Regions from separate parts of the Homo sapiens genome. Here regions 2 and 3 are each linked to region 1. The links are chromatin contacts, found by Hi-C or POLR2A ChIA-PET in ENCODE. All regions are on one chromosome and are shown on one strand. The core of a region is the stretch at or near the end of the contact, and the rest is flanking DNA. Distances in the headings are between cores, read along the strand shown.

Region 1 (5,103 bases), core at 1,204-3,703:
ATGTTCGGGGTCAGGCAGGAGGCTGCAACCCTTGACCTTGACCACCGGTTCACACTCTCTCACCAGCTACTGGTTACTACATCTTCCGTGGGGCGAATTCCCAGAAAAACACTTTCCGAAAGAATCCTTCTGACCCCAGAGTGGCTGGTGAGCTGGTTCTCTAGGGCCATGGGTGAGGTGGGGCAGCTGGGCTTCCTGGGAACTCTCCACCCTGCTGTCTTTCCCCAGGGCTTGAGACCATCTCTACAGCCACAGGGCGGAAACTGCTGGTGTCTGGGTGGTGGGGTATGGTCCGCCATCCCAACTATCTTGGAGACCTCATCATGGCTCTGGCTTGGTCCTTGCCCTGCGGTGAGTGGCCCATGTGGATATGGGTAGGGACATGTGAGGGGAAGAGGTGGCTCAGCGACCACAGGATGCCTACTTTGGGTATGCACCAGTGAGAGTAGTCAGAGAGCTGGGGGTGGACCCAGTGTGTGGCTGGGGCACACCTCTGTGCCAACCTAGTACCGTGTGCTTTGCTGCAGACCCTGGCGCTTTTGCTGCTGAGCCCCGATGCCCACATGAGCCATGAGGTGTGGAAACGTTTGTGAACTGCGGGGTGGAGGGGCCGGCAGGGTGGTCACAGAGCCTCCTTCTCTACAGGGGTGTCACACCTGCTGCCCTACTTCTACCTCCTCTACTTCACCGCGCTGCTGGTGCACCGTGAGGCCCGGGATGAGCGGCAGTGCCTGCAGAAGTACGGCCTGGCCTGGCAGGAGTACTGCCGGCGTGTGCCTTACCGCATCATGCCCTACATCTACTGAAGCGGCTCCACCACCCCAGGTGGGGGCATGTGCCCACTCATCCACCAGCACACCCAGGACCAGGAGCCTCGACACACTTGGGACTCAAGGGCTTGCACCCCACCCAGCCCTGAGGATGAACAACCTCAGAGAAGAGGTGGTTTAGAGCAAGGAAAAAAATGAAACCAGTGACCAAAATCGGAGATGCTCTTCCTCCTTTGGATAAACACTGGGAACCCTTGGTGCACTTCTCTCCCCTAGGACTGGCTGGGTCAGCACTGATCAGGGAGAAGCTGAGCAGTGGCTTGTGGGCCCAGGAATCTGGGGTCTGGTGGGACAATAGCTATCCCTCAGAAACAAGCAACAGGGCTGACCAGTCACAGCTTTATTAATGACCAGGGTAACCCGTTCAGCTAGGGAGCTCCTCAATGAGAGTTCTTGGGGCAGGTGGCACGGGGCCTCCCCAAAGCCGCTCCAGCTCCCCAGTGAGGGCGGCCACCTCCTCGGCTACCACAGCATGGGCTTGGTGAGCCCTGGCGCAGTCTAGGGCCAGGGGTGTGAGGGCCGCCTCATTTTCGTTGGTCCAGGCCAGGAGGAACTGGCACTTTTTCCGGGCCCGGTAAAGATGATCTCGCTCTTCTCTAGCCACGGCCTGTTTCCGGGCACGGCCCAGGGTCTGTGCCAGGTCCCCCAGTGCTGCCAGCGTGTAGCCTTTCTGGTTGGTCGGGCCCTCGCCCAGCAGGATGCGGGCGACCTCGTGCATAGCCCCTCGTGTGCCCAGGGGCCCCGGCGGGTGCTCGCCTGCTTCCAGCACGTGGGCTGCCGCCTGCAGGGCTTCTTCCGCAGAGGCGAAGACTTGCTGGGCACCCAGGGCTCCGGAAACGCCGAGCAGTGTGGCACAGAAGTCAGAGAGCAGCGCGTCGTCACCGCCGTGATACAGGGCGAGAGTATGCGCGTAGGCGAACAGCACATTGGGCAGCTGGAAGCGCACGAGCGGCGAGACTGGGCCGCGGCTCAGGCTGACTATCGCGGGGATGCGGGTGGGTACGACGGGCGTGCAGGCCCCCGGGACATCTCCAAGAACCCGCTCGGCGGCCGCGGGCTCCGCGGCGGAGGCATCTTTCACAGAATCCGGCGGGGTCCTCGCAGGGGCGAGCTCCAGCTCCGCGGCGTCACTACCCGGGGCATTATCCAGCTCCTCCAGAAGCTGCGGTCCGGCTCCGCGGTTCCACCACCACGGCCGCCATGGAGGCAGCAGCCGCCCGGCCTCACCGCGGCTCAGCAGCCGCTCGAAGGCAGCTTTTTCGCCCGGCGCCAGCCGCTCCCAGAGTCCCGATAGGCCGCCGGGCGCCGGGCCGGAGCTGAGGCCTGCTTCCCCAGGCTCGTCCTCGGTCTCGCGTTGCTGACGCAGCCGGCGTAGGGCGCTTGCTAGGCGGCTGGGAGGAGCGCTGCAACCGCGGAGCTCTCCCAGCACCTGGTCACGGTAGAAGTTTTCTGCGCAGGTGCCATGCGTCCGGTAGCAGCGCAGCGAGCAGTAGGGCGCATTACAGCGAGGGCAGGTGTAACGCGCTGGCTGGACCTCCCCCGCCGGGCAGAAGCCACAGGGCCCGGCCGGCTCCATGGCAACTGGCACCGCGATCTACCTGCGAACGCACGCCGGTGGTAGTTCGAAACTTCCGGGGCTTCTTCGATTACTTCCGGTTCGCAGCGCGGCCGACGGCGCGCTGTGTTTTCGCAAAGCTTCCGAGGATTCTCGGCAATTTCCGCCCACGCCCGAAAGCCAAGCCCCACCCCTTTCCCTAGTAGGGCGAGAGCAGGCCCAGAAGCCGGGCGTCAGGTACGAGCCCCGCCCTATGCGATGACGCAAGGAGCGAAAAAATGGGTCTGGCGAGCGCTTCGCCGGTGCCACGTCTCCCCCTAGTGGTCACACCAAAACGTGGCCCGATCATCTAAAGAGAAAACCCTCTTTTTAGCACTACAATGTGCTGTGGCATAAATCCATCTTTACTAGGCACCTACTCTGGGCCACTAATTGTGCCAAGCCTACGGGAGGCGATGCATCCCTGCGCTGGACACAGACAAATAAAATGCACTAGGGGACACAGACAAATAAAAGGACAGTTAGGGCCAGGTACGGTGGGTCACGCCGGTAATCCCAGCATTTTGGGAGGCCGAGGCGGGCAGATGACCTGAGGTCAGGAGTTTGAGACCAGCCTGACCAACATGGAGAAACCCCGTCTCTACTAAGAATACAAAATTAGCCGGGCGTGGGGGACGGGTGCTTGTAGTCCCAGCTACTCCTGAGGCTGAGGCAGGGGAATCGCTTGAACCCGGGAGGTGGAGGCTGCAGTTAGCCGAGATCGCGCCACCGCTCTCCAGCCTGCGAGCCTGGGCCACAGAGAGAAACTCCACCTCAAAAAGATAAATAGAAAGCAGCATTTAAGAAATATCTGAGCTCCTATGATTTTTTTCCTCCAAAACTGCCTCTTCTTTTCATTAAGTATCTTCTCATTAAATACCACTATTCATCCATCTTATTAAGTGCAGGCCCCATTCTAGGTGCCAAGAACACAATGCACATCAAAGGGAGCCGGGGGTCCCTGTTCTAATAGAGCTCACTCTTGTGGTGGAGTGGGGGGTGTGATGAACCAAACTGTGAGTGTTCTTTGCATCCCTGCTACTACTGGTGGTCTAAGCTTCCTGACCCCTCATGTGGATGACAACACATTAAGTGTTTTTCCTAACTTTCTTGCCAGCCCTCCAGAAAAACCTGCCAGAGAAATTAGATCACAAGTCAGATGAGATCCATCTGTTACTCAAAACCCTTCTGCGACCCTCCATTGCACTTGGACTCAAACCCAAACTCCTCTCTATGGCTGACAAGGCCTTGCAGGATCTGCCCGCCCCCAGCCCTAGACATCACCTCTTCCCCATCTTCACACAGTCCTCTAGGCTTGAAATATTCCCCTACCTGATCACTTGACTGGTTCATCTCAGGTCTCACTCACGTCATTTAAACAGGACCTCTCGGCTGGGCACAGCGGCTGACACCTGTAATCTCAGCACTTTGGGAGGCCAAGGTGGGCGGATCACTTGAGCCCAGTTCAAGACCAGCCTGGGCAACATAGCAAAACCCTGTCTCTACAAAAAAGTACAAAAAATTAGCCAGGTGTGGCGGTGCATGCCTGTAGTCCTCAGCTACTTTGGAGGCTGAGTAGGATCACCTGGGCCCAGGAGTTGGCGGCTGCAGTGAGCCATGATTGTGCAACTGCACTCCAGCCTGGATGAGAGAGACCTTGTCTCAAAAACAAAAAAGAAAAGGCCGGGCACTGTGGCTCATGGCTGTAATCCCAGTACTTTGGGAGGCCGAGGTGGGCGATCACGAGGTCAAGAGATCGAGACCATCCTGGCCAACATGGGGAAACCCCATGTCTACTAAAAATACAAAAATTAGCTGGGCGTGGTGGCACATGCCTGTAGTCCCAGCTACTCAGGGGGCTGAGGCAGGAGAATGGCGTGAACCCGGGAGGCTGAGGTTGCAGTGAGCTCGGATTGTGCCACTGCACTCCAGCCTGGCGACAGTGCGAGACTCTGTCTCAATAAAATAAAATAAAGAAAAAAGAAAAACAAAAAAAGAGGCCCTCTCTGGGATGCTATTGTATCTGTCCACATCCTCCCCCTTTCTAAACTGCTGGAAGGCAGAAACCATGTCTTTAACACCACAGAGACAAAAATAGCCAAGATTCACACACTCACTGTAAGCCAGATGTTGATTTACATCCTTTAACCCTCACAGCAGCCCTGGAGATGGCAGAGATTAAATTAGTAGTTAGTTCAAAGGCCAGCCACCCAGTAAATGGAGTAGGAAGAAAAAGAAGGTCCAAACTCAGGCAGTCAAAGTCCACAGCCCAAGGGCTTTACCCTGTTGGATGCTATTTCTCAAGAACTGGCAGGTCCAGAAACTTTAGCTGAATGAGTAAGTGGGGTTCAGAAGTGCTGGGAGGCTCAGTTGCCAGAAGAGAACCCTGAATCAGCCCCAGAGGTAACCCAACTTTTGGGAACACTGAAACCTCACTATATCCAATCACAGATGTGATTAGGTTACCAAGTCCGGCCAGGCAGTCACAGAGGTACAAACGAGGCCATGCTCCCAACATAATATTTACTTCTAAAACCAAGGCAGACCAGATTCCTGCCCTGGACTCTAAGGCCACAGCTGGTACCAAGTTCAGGGAACGGCCAGGTTCACCTTCTATACAAACCTCTTCCCCCACCCATCCCTTCTATTGCTGCCTCCATAACAAACCTCTCACCACAG
Region 2 (5,103 bases), core at 1,187-3,686, 2.5 Mb before region 1:
ATGGGGCTGGAAACCCTAAAGGGCCAAGGAACTTGGTAAGCTGGGCTCCTCTTTAACCCCTTCTCACCCAGAGCAGTCTGAAAAAGGAAAATAATTTAGAAAGGTGGAACAAAAGGAAGGAAAAAGAAAACCAAAGCAGGAAAGGAAAAAGAAGCTAAGGAAAATATGTTTTTTAAAAAAAGAAGATGAGACCTTAAAGAGAATGAAGATAGGGCAAAATGAAAAGGGAAAGATGTAAAATGGAGGGGGGCGGGCGGGGAAATGGGCGAGGTGAGAAATTAAAAAGCGCAAGAAAACTTCCAGCCATCTTCTAACTTCCAGGTACTCTCATCACCTTGTGATTACAAAATAAGCCTGCTTCTCTGTTACGCAGGCTTCTCAGTACAATGTCTTCCTCTTCACGTTGACCTTCAGTCATCACCTACTGTCTCAATGTACCCCAAACTGCCCCCCTTTAGAAAACCATTGTTTCTCTAAAGCTCGTCCTCATACTCTAAATGTTATCATCTCTCTCTTACTCTCATATACAAACCATATTATCGCTTTCCTTATCACAATCTCTCCACCCTGCTTCCAACCCCAACATGTAAAAACAGGCCTCCCTCCTCAGGCCAGGCATTTCCCACCCCCAAACTCACACCTCTGCCTTGGGCATGCTACCAGGGGAAATACCTGCAGGGACATGCCCAGGCCTCAGATCATGGGTAGGAGAAAAAGAAAGGGAGGAAGATACTCACTGGCATTACTATCAGCCAGGCTGTTGAGGCTACTAGAAATGTCCCTGCGCCGGAAAAGACAGACAACCTTTGCCTCCACATTTCCATTTGCAGTCTAAGGGGAGGAAAAAAACAAAAACAAAACAACGTAGCAGTGGAAATTGATCATCTGGGAACAGAAATGCACAAAGAGACAAATAACAGTAAGTTTCAGAGGGACCTAAATTAAAAAGCCCAAGAAAATATGAGTAAAGACTTACATTCAAGGATAGACTTCCAAATCCCTTTCCTTTGCCCCCAAGAGACAGAATAGTAAAGTTCCTGCTAACCTCTCAATAGCCTTTCCTGAATACATCCAATGAATGAATGAACGAATATGAATGGGTACTTAGTATAGGATCCTCTCTTCCACCAGAAGTTAGAAACCTCAGAAGAGACCACTGCGGGAGGGAGGGAGAGGGATTCTGCTCCACTCACCTTGTTGAGCTCCTCAATCCGTCTAACCAGGTAAGGATTGCTGGAAGAGTTCTCAAAATAGACGTAATCTGTAAGGGAAGGGAGGGGGGAGAACCACGAAGATCAGAGGAGATGGGAGACGCAGAGCACCAGGGTAGGAGAGAAAGTTGGCCTGAGTGGATCAAAAGGAGATAAGGATTCAGGTAGAAAGGGCGCTGAGATGTGAAAGTGGACAGACTAAGAGAAAATAAGGATGTCCCCCATCCCCACCGCACCTAGTTCTAAAATTAGATCCTTTACTCAAAAGAGAGCCTTAAGGAACAGGCAAGAAGCAGGGGTTCCCCTGCAGTCCCCACAACTCAGCGATGAGTTGCACCCCAGTCGCGGCGAAGTAATTGTCCGCTCTAGCGCAGGGCCCCTACCTTTTCGAATCGAGGCGCACAATAACGCCTGGGAAGAGGAAACCTCCGGGCGGCTCCCCCGCGGTGGCAAAGCCGTCGCCCCAGCCCCTCGCGTTCCCTCCCTACCCTGTCAGCTCCTTCGGAACCGGTTCCGAAGGCCACTCCGTGCCCCGGGGAGCCCCTGACGCAGCCCCGAAAGTGCCGTCGGGGCTGCCCGCAGCTTCTCTCTGGGAGTCTCGGAGCCCTGCCGCGTCGCGGTTCCCCGCACCCTCTCTCCTCGTCTCCCGGTTCCGGTTCCGGTCCGCGCTCCGGTCCACGCTGCCCCATACGCTGCGCCTCGCGCCACCCGGTGCCGAGCCCCTCAGGTCCCTACCCCAACCTCTCCCGCCCCGGGCCCCGTATCCCTGCGCCCGGTACTCACCTCCCACCCGGTACATGTTGGCCGCCATGGCCGTTCCCGCCGCCGCCTCCGGCCGCACAAAGGGGTCCGGGAGGCTCGCGGGGGCAGGGCTCGGCTCGAGGCAAAGCCCCGAACGGTGGGCTGCCGCTTCGAGGGAGTCTCACTGGGGCCCGCGCAGCCGGCACCTCCGCTGCCTCAGCCGTCGCGGTTCATCCCGGCCCGCGCTGTCGCCGCCGCAGCTATCGCCTCACTCCCGGGACGCTGAGGCTGGCCCCCGTCCGCTCGGCTTCTTCCGGAACGAGCTCGGCTCCTGCCAGGCCAGAGCCAGGCTCCAGCTACCCCCGCCCCCGCGGAGTCCCACTAGTCGTTGGGCTCTGCCGGCCGCAGGGAAGGCTTGCCGGGCCCGCCTCAGGGTTCGCCTCCTTCCGGAACACCTTCGGCCGATCCGGAGAACAAGGCCCACTGCTCGGCTCAGGTCGGAGAGCGAGACCCCGCAGATCGGCTACTTCCGGAAGAAGTTCGGCTCCTGTCGGGCAACCGCTCGGCTATTTCCGTCGCAGCTCGGCCCCACCCCCTTTTCCGAGGGCGGGAGAGGAGTCGGGCTTAACTCTGTCCTCGCTGGAGCCCTGCAGCTCCTCCTCGCGCCCCAAAGACTCGCGCGCCTTAGCGCTTCGCCAGGTTATTTGCAAGCGGCTTTGCCTGTCATTTGCATAAATGGTCTACGCTCCCTTACCCTTTCCGCACGCCTCTTTTCCTTCGTCCCCACCCCACAGAGCCCCGGAGGCGCCCGGCAGCGCCCCACAAAAGCACCGGGAGGCGACTTTGGTTCTGGTTTATTGCCCCTCAGCAGGCAGCGGGAGTCAAGGCCTAGGCTGGGGCTGCCCGGCTCAGCCAGCGGGTCTAAACAGTGTGTGCAGGGGCGCCGTTCGCGCCCTCCAGGAAAATGCGCGATCGGGAATGTCTCGAAGTCAGTCCAGGAAAGAGTCGGCCCCTAGTCGTGGGGGATTGGGCCAGGGAAGGGCAGGGCGGGGCGGGGCCACGCCGCCGGGCCAGTCGGTCCCGCCAGGCAGCGATCAAACGTCGAGGGAGGAGGCGGGGGACAGGGAGGGGGTTCGAGAGGGCGTGGCGGGCGCCGGCCCCGCGCCCCCAGCGCCCAGCACTCGCCACTGGAAGATGCTGGCGTCCTTGCCGCCCAGCGAGACGAGGTGCGAGTCGTCGTGCGTGAATCGGACGCTGGTCACGTGGCTGCCGTGGCCCCCGTACATGCGGCTCGGCGCCTGGGCCGGAGGGAAGAGTTGCGGTGGCGGCTGAGCCCTCGGGCCCACCGGTCCCACCCCGGCGATCCCCGCGGCCTCACCTTGGCACGAGCGCACGGGTACTGGAAGAGATGCACTTTGCAGAAGTCGTCGGCCACCGCCACCACGCGCTCGTTGTGGGAGCGGCACAGGGAGTTGATGTCGGTCCCATCGGAGCCGTCCGGCCAGACGCCTAGCACAGCGGCCGGCCTCAGCCCGACCTCCTACCCACCGCCACCCACGGCCCAGAGCTACACCATTTCAGGCGCTCCGGCAGCCGCGGCCACCCACTGCCGCGTTCCAGGCAAGCCTTCCCGGTCCCGAGGGGCCTCCTGGGCTGGATCTTCAGGTTTCTGGACTCTCACCCAACGACACACGCCCAGCGTTCCAAGCCCAAACTGGGCTCCACCTTGTCCCCCACCCTTCCAGCAGGTTTCCACGCCCCTGCTCACCGTAGACGTGAAAGCCCAGCACACAGGTGTAGGTAGCCCATTCCCGGTCTCGGCTCTCATAGCGATTCTTCAGCTGCTTGCAGCCTCCAGCCACGTCCCCTGGGGAGAGGGAGCCCGCCCAGCTCAGCTCTCACCCTGCCCTCAGTAGGGAAGATGCCAGGGAAAGCCAGACTGGAAAGACTGGCATGAAACCCGGCGATGGCATGTGATCTGGTCACCGTAGTAGCATCACCTCCTCCCCCTGTGAAACCCACCCTGTGTGCGTCCTGTCCTGAGCTCTGGCTGAAGTTCTAACAGCTTCCACGAGTTCCTCCTCCCTAGATAAGTCAAGTGCTCCACACTTGCCCTGAGAAACTTTTCCCAAACAATCTTTTCTTAGCGCATTTTTGAACTCCCTCAAGTCAACAAGACATGGTGTGAAACTAGTTGTTTCCAAATCACGAAATTTCTCCTACATATAATTCCAACTCCACTTTAACCCCATCTCCACTTCCTTATCTAACAACACCTCTAACAGCCCCCCCTACACAAAACCCACTCCAATTACCCTCTCCCCATGTCCTGCTCCACTGCCACTCACAGTAAAGAATCTCATAGTCCCCAGAATTGGACATGATGAAATTCCCATCCTTGGACCAGTCAAGATGAGTGATGAAGCTGGAGTGACCCTGGGAGCAAAGGTCAAGAGTTTTAAAGTATCCCATCCATTTCCCATCCCCAGAGCCCCCTTGATGCATCAGACCCCTGAGTTTCGCAGCTGTTATCATGCCCCACCACACACCCCAACTTCCTCACCATACAGCGGCCAAAGCGGCTGGATTTGGCACCATCACTGGAAACACTATAGATGTAGATCACGTTGTCATGGGAACCAATGGCCAGGTACAACCCATCTGCAAATACAGTCACTCAGAGAGGGAAGGGCCAGGGACGCATGTGAGTCCAGGGTTGGGGTGGCTCCCACCTGGGCTGTACCGGACCACTGAGAGCTGCTCATTGCCATCAATGACATCAGACACGATCTCTCTGGTCTCTGTGTCCAAAACCAACCACCTGGAAGGGAGGGAAGTGGAGGCAGATAGGAAGACGAAAAGGCAGGATGTAAGGAGACCCCCAGGGAGGCCACCCTGGGTAGGCTTGGGGATGGCAAATAAGAGAAGCTCAGAGACACACACAGAAAGGCTCTGATGTAGAAGACAGGTCACAACTGCATTCTTCTTTTTTAGTTTGTTGTTGTTGTTGTTGTTGTTTTGAGACAGAGTCTCACTCTGTCACCCAGGCTGGAGTGCAGTGGCAAGATCTCAACGCAACCTCCACCTCCTGGGTTCAAGTGATTCTCATGCCTCAGCCTCCTGAGTAGCTAGAATTACAGGTGCGTACCAC
Region 3 (5,103 bases), core at 332-2,831, 2.4 Mb before region 1:
CGGATCACGAGGTCAGGAGTTCGAGACCAGCCTGACCTACATAGTGAAACTCTTTCTCTACTAAAAATACAAAAAATTAGCCGGCCGTGGTGGCGGGCGCCTGTAGTCCCAGCTACTCGGGAGGCTGAGGCAGGAGAATGGCGTGAACCCGGGAGGCAGAGCTTGCAGTGAGCCGAGATCACGCCACTGCACTCCAGCTGGGCAACAGAGTGAGACTCTGTCTCAAAAAGCAAAAAAGAAAACGAAGCAAAACAAAAAGCAATACCAGCCGGGCGTGGTGGTGCACGCCTGTAATCCCAGCTATCCGGGAGGTTGAGGCAGGAGGATCGCTTGGGCCCTGGAAGTCGAGGCTTCAGTGAGCCATGATCGCGCCACTGCACTCCAGCCCTGGGCGACAGAGCGAGACCTTGTCTCCAAAAACAAACAAAACCACGCCCACACACTAACAACAACAACAAAACCAAAAAAAAACCCAAACAATACCAAGTGTGTACCATGACGAGAAAAGGAATAGGTTGTTTGTAAAATAAATGTTAAAGATAAGTAACTATTACCCATTTCTCCAACCAGTATACTTGACTTTGAGTGTTTGTTCCAGAGTTGAGGGGATGGAGAGGGATGTGTATGTGTGTAGATGCCCTCCATGCGCTGTGTTGAAAACGCGCGGGTGACTGCAGGAAACCACAGAGCACAGCTCGGGCCTCTACTGATCGGGAAACGTCGGAAGACAGAAAAATGGGCAATCATAAAACCCACGGCAACCATGAAGACACGCACTCTCCCCCTAGCAATCCCACCCCGGAATTGAGGACACAGGGTCCCCGCGCTCAGCCCTTGGTGCCAGCACTTCTTGGACACCTCAACCCCCTCAGCTAAACCTGAGATCCAAGCGCTCCGGATTCCAAACGTTTCCTCGAGCAGGTCCTCTCTAGCCGGCCGCTTATCTATGGTTTCTGCTATAGGGCGCTCTAGCCTGCGCCAAGGGGTAGTGAGACCGCGCGGCAACAGCTTGCGGCTGCGGGGAGCTCCCGTGGGCGCTCCGCTGGCTGTGCAGGCGGCCATGGATTCCTTGCGGAAAATGCTGATCTCAGTCGCAATGCTGGGCGCAGGGGCTGGCGTGGGCTACGCGCTCCTCGTTATCGTGACCCCGGGAGAGCGGCGGAAGCAGGAAATGCTAAAGGTAGAAGCAACTGGTAGTCCCGAGGAAGGGTGGGCGGGTGGAGAGCCCCGGACTGGAGCTCCTGCGAACTCCCCTTCCTGCCCTCAGGAGATGCCACTGCAGGACCCAAGGAGCAGGGAGGAGGCGGCCAGGACCCAGCAGCTATTGCTGGCCACTCTGCAGGAGGCAGCGACCACGCAGGAGAACGTGGCCTGGAGGAAGAACTGGATGGTTGGCGGCGAAGGCGGCGCCGGCGGGAGGTCACCGTGAGACCGGACTTGCCTCCGTGGGCGCCGGACCTTGGCTTGGGCGCAGGAATCCGAGGCAGCCTTTCTCCTTCGTGGGCCCAGCGGAGAGTCCGGACCGAGATACCATGCCAGGACTCTCCGGGGTCCTGTGAGCTGCCGTCGGGTGAGCACGTTTCCCCCAAACCCTGGACTGACTGCTTTAAGGTCCGCAAGGCGGGCCAGGGCCGAGACGCGAGTCGGATGTGGTGAACTGAAAGAACCAATAAAATCATGTTCCTCCACCCAGAATGAGCCCTGCAGTCGACACCTACCAATGCTTAGAGACGCGTGGTCGGTGCTGGGGGCGCGGCCTGGAGCTGCTGCCTGTCCCACCCCACCAGAAGAGGCTGATCCCGATAGGTATCTGACCACATTTTTTTTTTTTTTTTTTTTTTGAGACGGAGTCAATGTCACCCAGGCTGGAGTGCAGTGGCACGATCTCGGCTCACTGCAACCTCCGCCCCTGGGTTCCAGCAATTCTCCTGCCTCAGCTTCCCGAGTAGCCGGGATCACAAGTGCGCGCCACCAAGCCCAGCTAACTTTTGTGTTTTTAGTTGAGACAGGGTTCACCATGTTGGCTAGACTGGTCTCGAACTCCAGACCCAGGTGATCCGCCCGCCTCGGCCTCCCAAAGGGCTGGGATTACAGGCGTGAACCACCTCGCCCTGCCGCGGCCACATTTTTTCTTTTTTTTGAGATGGAGTCTTGCTCTTGTCACCCAGGCAGGAGTGCAGTGGCGCAATCTTGGCTCACTGCAACCTCTGCCTCCTGGGTTCAAGCTGTTCTCCTTACTCAGCCTCCCATGTAGCTGGGATTACAGGCGTCCGCAACCACGCCCGGCTGATATTAGTAGTTTTAGTAGAGGCGGGTTTCACCATGTGGCCAGGCTGATCTCGAACTCCTGACCTCAGGCAGTTCACCCGTCTCAGCCTCCCAAAGTGCTGGGATTAGAGGCGTGAGCCACTGCGCCCGGCCAACCACATTTTCAAAACAGGTCATGTGGTGTCAGGTTGGAGTGTACTTCCAGGGATAACCGTGGGACATTCTTGAAATCTGAACTATCCTGGGAAGTCTTGAAGTAATGGATGCCTATAGTGGACACTCAGGACTCCTGTCCTTGGAGCGAGATTGGAGGGGCATCTAGCACTTAACATATGCCACAATGCTTTCTGTGGCCATTATTTAACCTCTGGTTAAACAAGCTTAGGAGGCTGACTTACTAGTAGTAAAAGGAGTGTGCTTTGAGTCACAGATCCTGGTTGAACTCCAGCATGTTACAAACCTCAGCCCTGTTCTATGAAAGGTCATAACTACGAGGATTATTGTAAAACATTAATTTAGAAATGTAAAGTGGTCCCCAATCTCTGGATCTGGTCAGGATTTATTGGAGCTGCCACTGAGGGGATTAAATAAGTGGGGTCAAAGCCCCACAGCCTAGTCAACCAAGTTGCTCCTCTTTTGTCTATCCTGTGGTTCCCAAGCAAGACTGCAATTGAAAAAAAGGCTGCTGTTATTAAAGTCAGAACACCAAATAAAGCTTTTTTTTTTTTTTTGAGACAGAATTTCTGTGTTGTTGCCCACGCTGGAGTGCAATGGAGCGATCTCAACTCAATGCAACCTCCGCCTCCTGGGTTCAAGCGATTCTCCTGCCTCAGCCTCTCCAGTAGCTGGGACTACAGGGGTGCGCCACTATGCCAGGATAATCTTTGTATTTTTAGTAGATACAGGGTTTCACCATGTTGGCCAGGCTGGTCTTGAACTCCTGACCTCAGGTGATCTGCCCGCCTCAACCTCCCAAAGTGCTGGGATTACAAGCATGACCCGCCGTGCCTGGCCCAAATAAAGCTTTCTAACACTGGGGTGTAAACCCAGATATAAGTATTGGTGCTCTTTTCAGCTGCTGGAACACATGTTACATGTGATCTTTACAGAGTAACTGTGGCCTTTCTCCTAGTCCAGGAAGGAGTGGAGTCAGGAGCAGTTTGACAGGACAGCAGGGTGGGGTGATCAGCAGCCAGAGGGACTATCATAGATAAGCTCATCAGTGCTTCTTGGTTGGTTTTAAAAAGCAGAGAGAAGCGCCAACATGGTGAGACCCTGTATCTACTAAAAATACAAAAATTAGCTGGGCATGGCGGCACGTGCCTGTGGTCCCAGCTACTCGGGAGGCTGAGGCAGGAGAATCGCTTGAACTCAGGAGGCAGAGGTTACGGTGAGCCGAGATCGTGCCACTGCACTCCAGCCTGGGTAACAGAGTGAGGAGATGTCTCAAAAAAAAAAAACAAAAAAACAAAACCCTTTTAGCCCAGCATTTTGGGAGGCTGAGACAGGTGGATCTTGAGGTCAGGAGTTCAAGACCAGCCTGGCCAACATGGTGAAACCCCATCTCTACTAAAAAATACAAAGAATTAGCTGGGTGTGGTGGCACACACCTGCAATCCCAGCTACTCGAGAGGCTGAGGCAGAATTGCTTGAACCCGGCAGACGTTGGTTATAATGAGCCGAGATTGCACCACTGTACTACAGCCTGGGATCTAGAGCAAGACTCCACCTCAAATAAGTAAATAAAATTATCCTTTTAGTAGCTAATGCTTACTGGGGACTTATTAGGTACCAGGCACTATGCTAAAGCATCTTATACCAGCATTATGTAACCCTCATGACAATCCCAAGAAATAGGCACTATTCCTATTCTATTAAGAAGCTAGGTTTTCTGGGTGAGATGTGAAATAACTTAAATGACATCACTAAGGTAGCAAAGCTGAAGGAAAAGTATAAGAAGGATGTTCCTGACTATAAGTAGAAAGGTTGGTTTGATGATGCAAAGGGTCCTGCTAAAGTTGCCTGGAAAAAGGTGGAAGAGGAAGATGAAGAGGAGGAGGATGAATAAAGAAACTGTTTATCTGGCCAGGCACAGTGGCTCAAGACTGTAATCCCAGCACTTTGGGAGGCAGAGGCGGGCGGATCATCTGAGGTCAGGAGTTCAAGACCAACCTGACCAACAAGGTGAAACCCTGTCTCTTAAAAAAAAAAAAAAAAAAAAATTAGCTGGGCGTGGTGGTGCATGCCTGTAACCCCACCTACTCAGGAGGCTAAGGCAGGAGAATCGCTTGAACCCGGGAGGTGGAGGTTGCAGTGAGCTGAGATCGCTCCATTGCACTCCAGCCTGGGCAACAAAAGCAAAACTCCATCTCAAAGGAAAAAAAAAAAGAAACTGTTTATCTGCCTCCTTGTGAGTACCTTAAGAGTAGGGGAGCCCCGTAATGGACACATCTCTTATTTGAGAAGTGCCTGTTGTCCTCATTAGGTTTAATTACAAAATTTGATCATGATATTGTATAGTCTCTCAAAGTACTCTAAAAATTGTCAGTGGTGGCCGGGCGTGGTGGCTCACGCCTGTAATCCTAGCACTTTGGGAGGCCGAGGCGGGTGGATCACTTGAGGTCAGGAGTTTGAAACCAGCTTGGCCATCATGGTGAAACGCTGACTCTACTAAAAATACAAAAAATTAGCTGGGCATGGTGGTGCGCGCCTGTAATCCCAGATACTTGGGAGGCTGAGGCAGAAGAATCCCGTGAACTCAGGAGGCGGAGGTTGCAGTGAGCCAATACTGTGCCACTGCACTCCAGCTTGGGTGACAGAGCAAGACTCCATTTC

What was found. A loop is a pair of places that touch in the nucleus more often than their neighbours do. ChIA-PET counts read pairs that join two places held with the same protein, here RNA polymerase II (POLR2A). Pooled maps may share reads with other maps.
Region 2: a loop to region 1 is called in a pooled map, with 2.3 times the contacts of the local background. The contact joins the promoter of MTA2 here to the promoter of ZNHIT2 in region 1. A Hi-C loop is called at or near these places in 1 of 50 pooled maps. POLR2A ChIA-PET finds 5 or more read pairs at or near these places in 3 of 52 experiments (MCF 10A, OCI-LY7 and activated B cell).
Region 3: a pooled map shows a loop between it and region 1 (2.2-fold over the local background). The contact joins the promoter of LBHD1 here to the promoter of ZNHIT2 in region 1. A Hi-C loop is called at or near these places in 1 of 50 pooled maps. POLR2A ChIA-PET finds 5 or more read pairs at or near these places in 2 of 52 experiments (GM10248 and WTC11).

Annotation. Positions count from the first base shown.
Region 1 is chr11:65,115,248-65,120,350 of GRCh38, forward strand. It overlaps ZNHIT2 (zinc finger HIT-type containing 2), which reads right to left and starts at 2,454. Exons shown (of 1, transcript NM_014205.4): 1 at 1,156-2,454. The coding sequence starts at 2,406. The coding sequence ends at 1,195. TM7SF2 (transmembrane 7 superfamily member 2) reads left to right here. Exons shown (of 10, transcript NM_003273.6): 8 at 67-147; 9 at 229-351; 10 at 646-983. The coding sequence ends at 806. RefSeq lists enhancers at 237-782, 783-1,327, 1,874-2,417, 2,410-2,704.
Region 2 is chr11:62,599,429-62,604,531 of GRCh38, forward strand. MTA2 (metastasis associated 1 family member 2) reads right to left here and starts at 2,437. Exons shown (of 18, transcript NM_004739.4): 1 at 1,995-2,437; 2 at 1,194-1,261; 3 at 738-831. The coding sequence starts at 2,022. It overlaps EML3 (EMAP like 3), which reads right to left. Exons shown (of 22, transcript NM_153265.3): 17 at 4,685-4,773; 18 at 4,516-4,613; 19 at 4,301-4,388; 20 at 3,721-3,819; 21 at 3,331-3,461; 22 at 2,790-3,250. The coding sequence ends at 3,047. RefSeq lists enhancers at 1,308-2,018, 1,453-1,502, 2,883-2,932, 3,441-4,150 and silencers at 1,753-1,832, 1,913-2,012, 2,083-2,132.
Region 3 is chr11:62,670,686-62,675,788 of GRCh38, forward strand. LBHD1 (LBH domain containing 1) reads right to left here and starts at 1,582. Exons shown (of 7, transcript NM_024099.5): 1 at 879-1,582. It overlaps UQCC3 (ubiquinol-cytochrome c reductase complex assembly factor 3), which reads left to right and starts at 988. Exons shown (of 2, transcript NM_001085372.3): 1 at 988-1,180; 2 at 1,268-3,001. The coding sequence starts at 1,061. The coding sequence ends at 1,429. RefSeq lists enhancers at 1-413, 414-1,153, 1,154-1,895, 1,262-1,421 and a silencer at 1,662-1,791.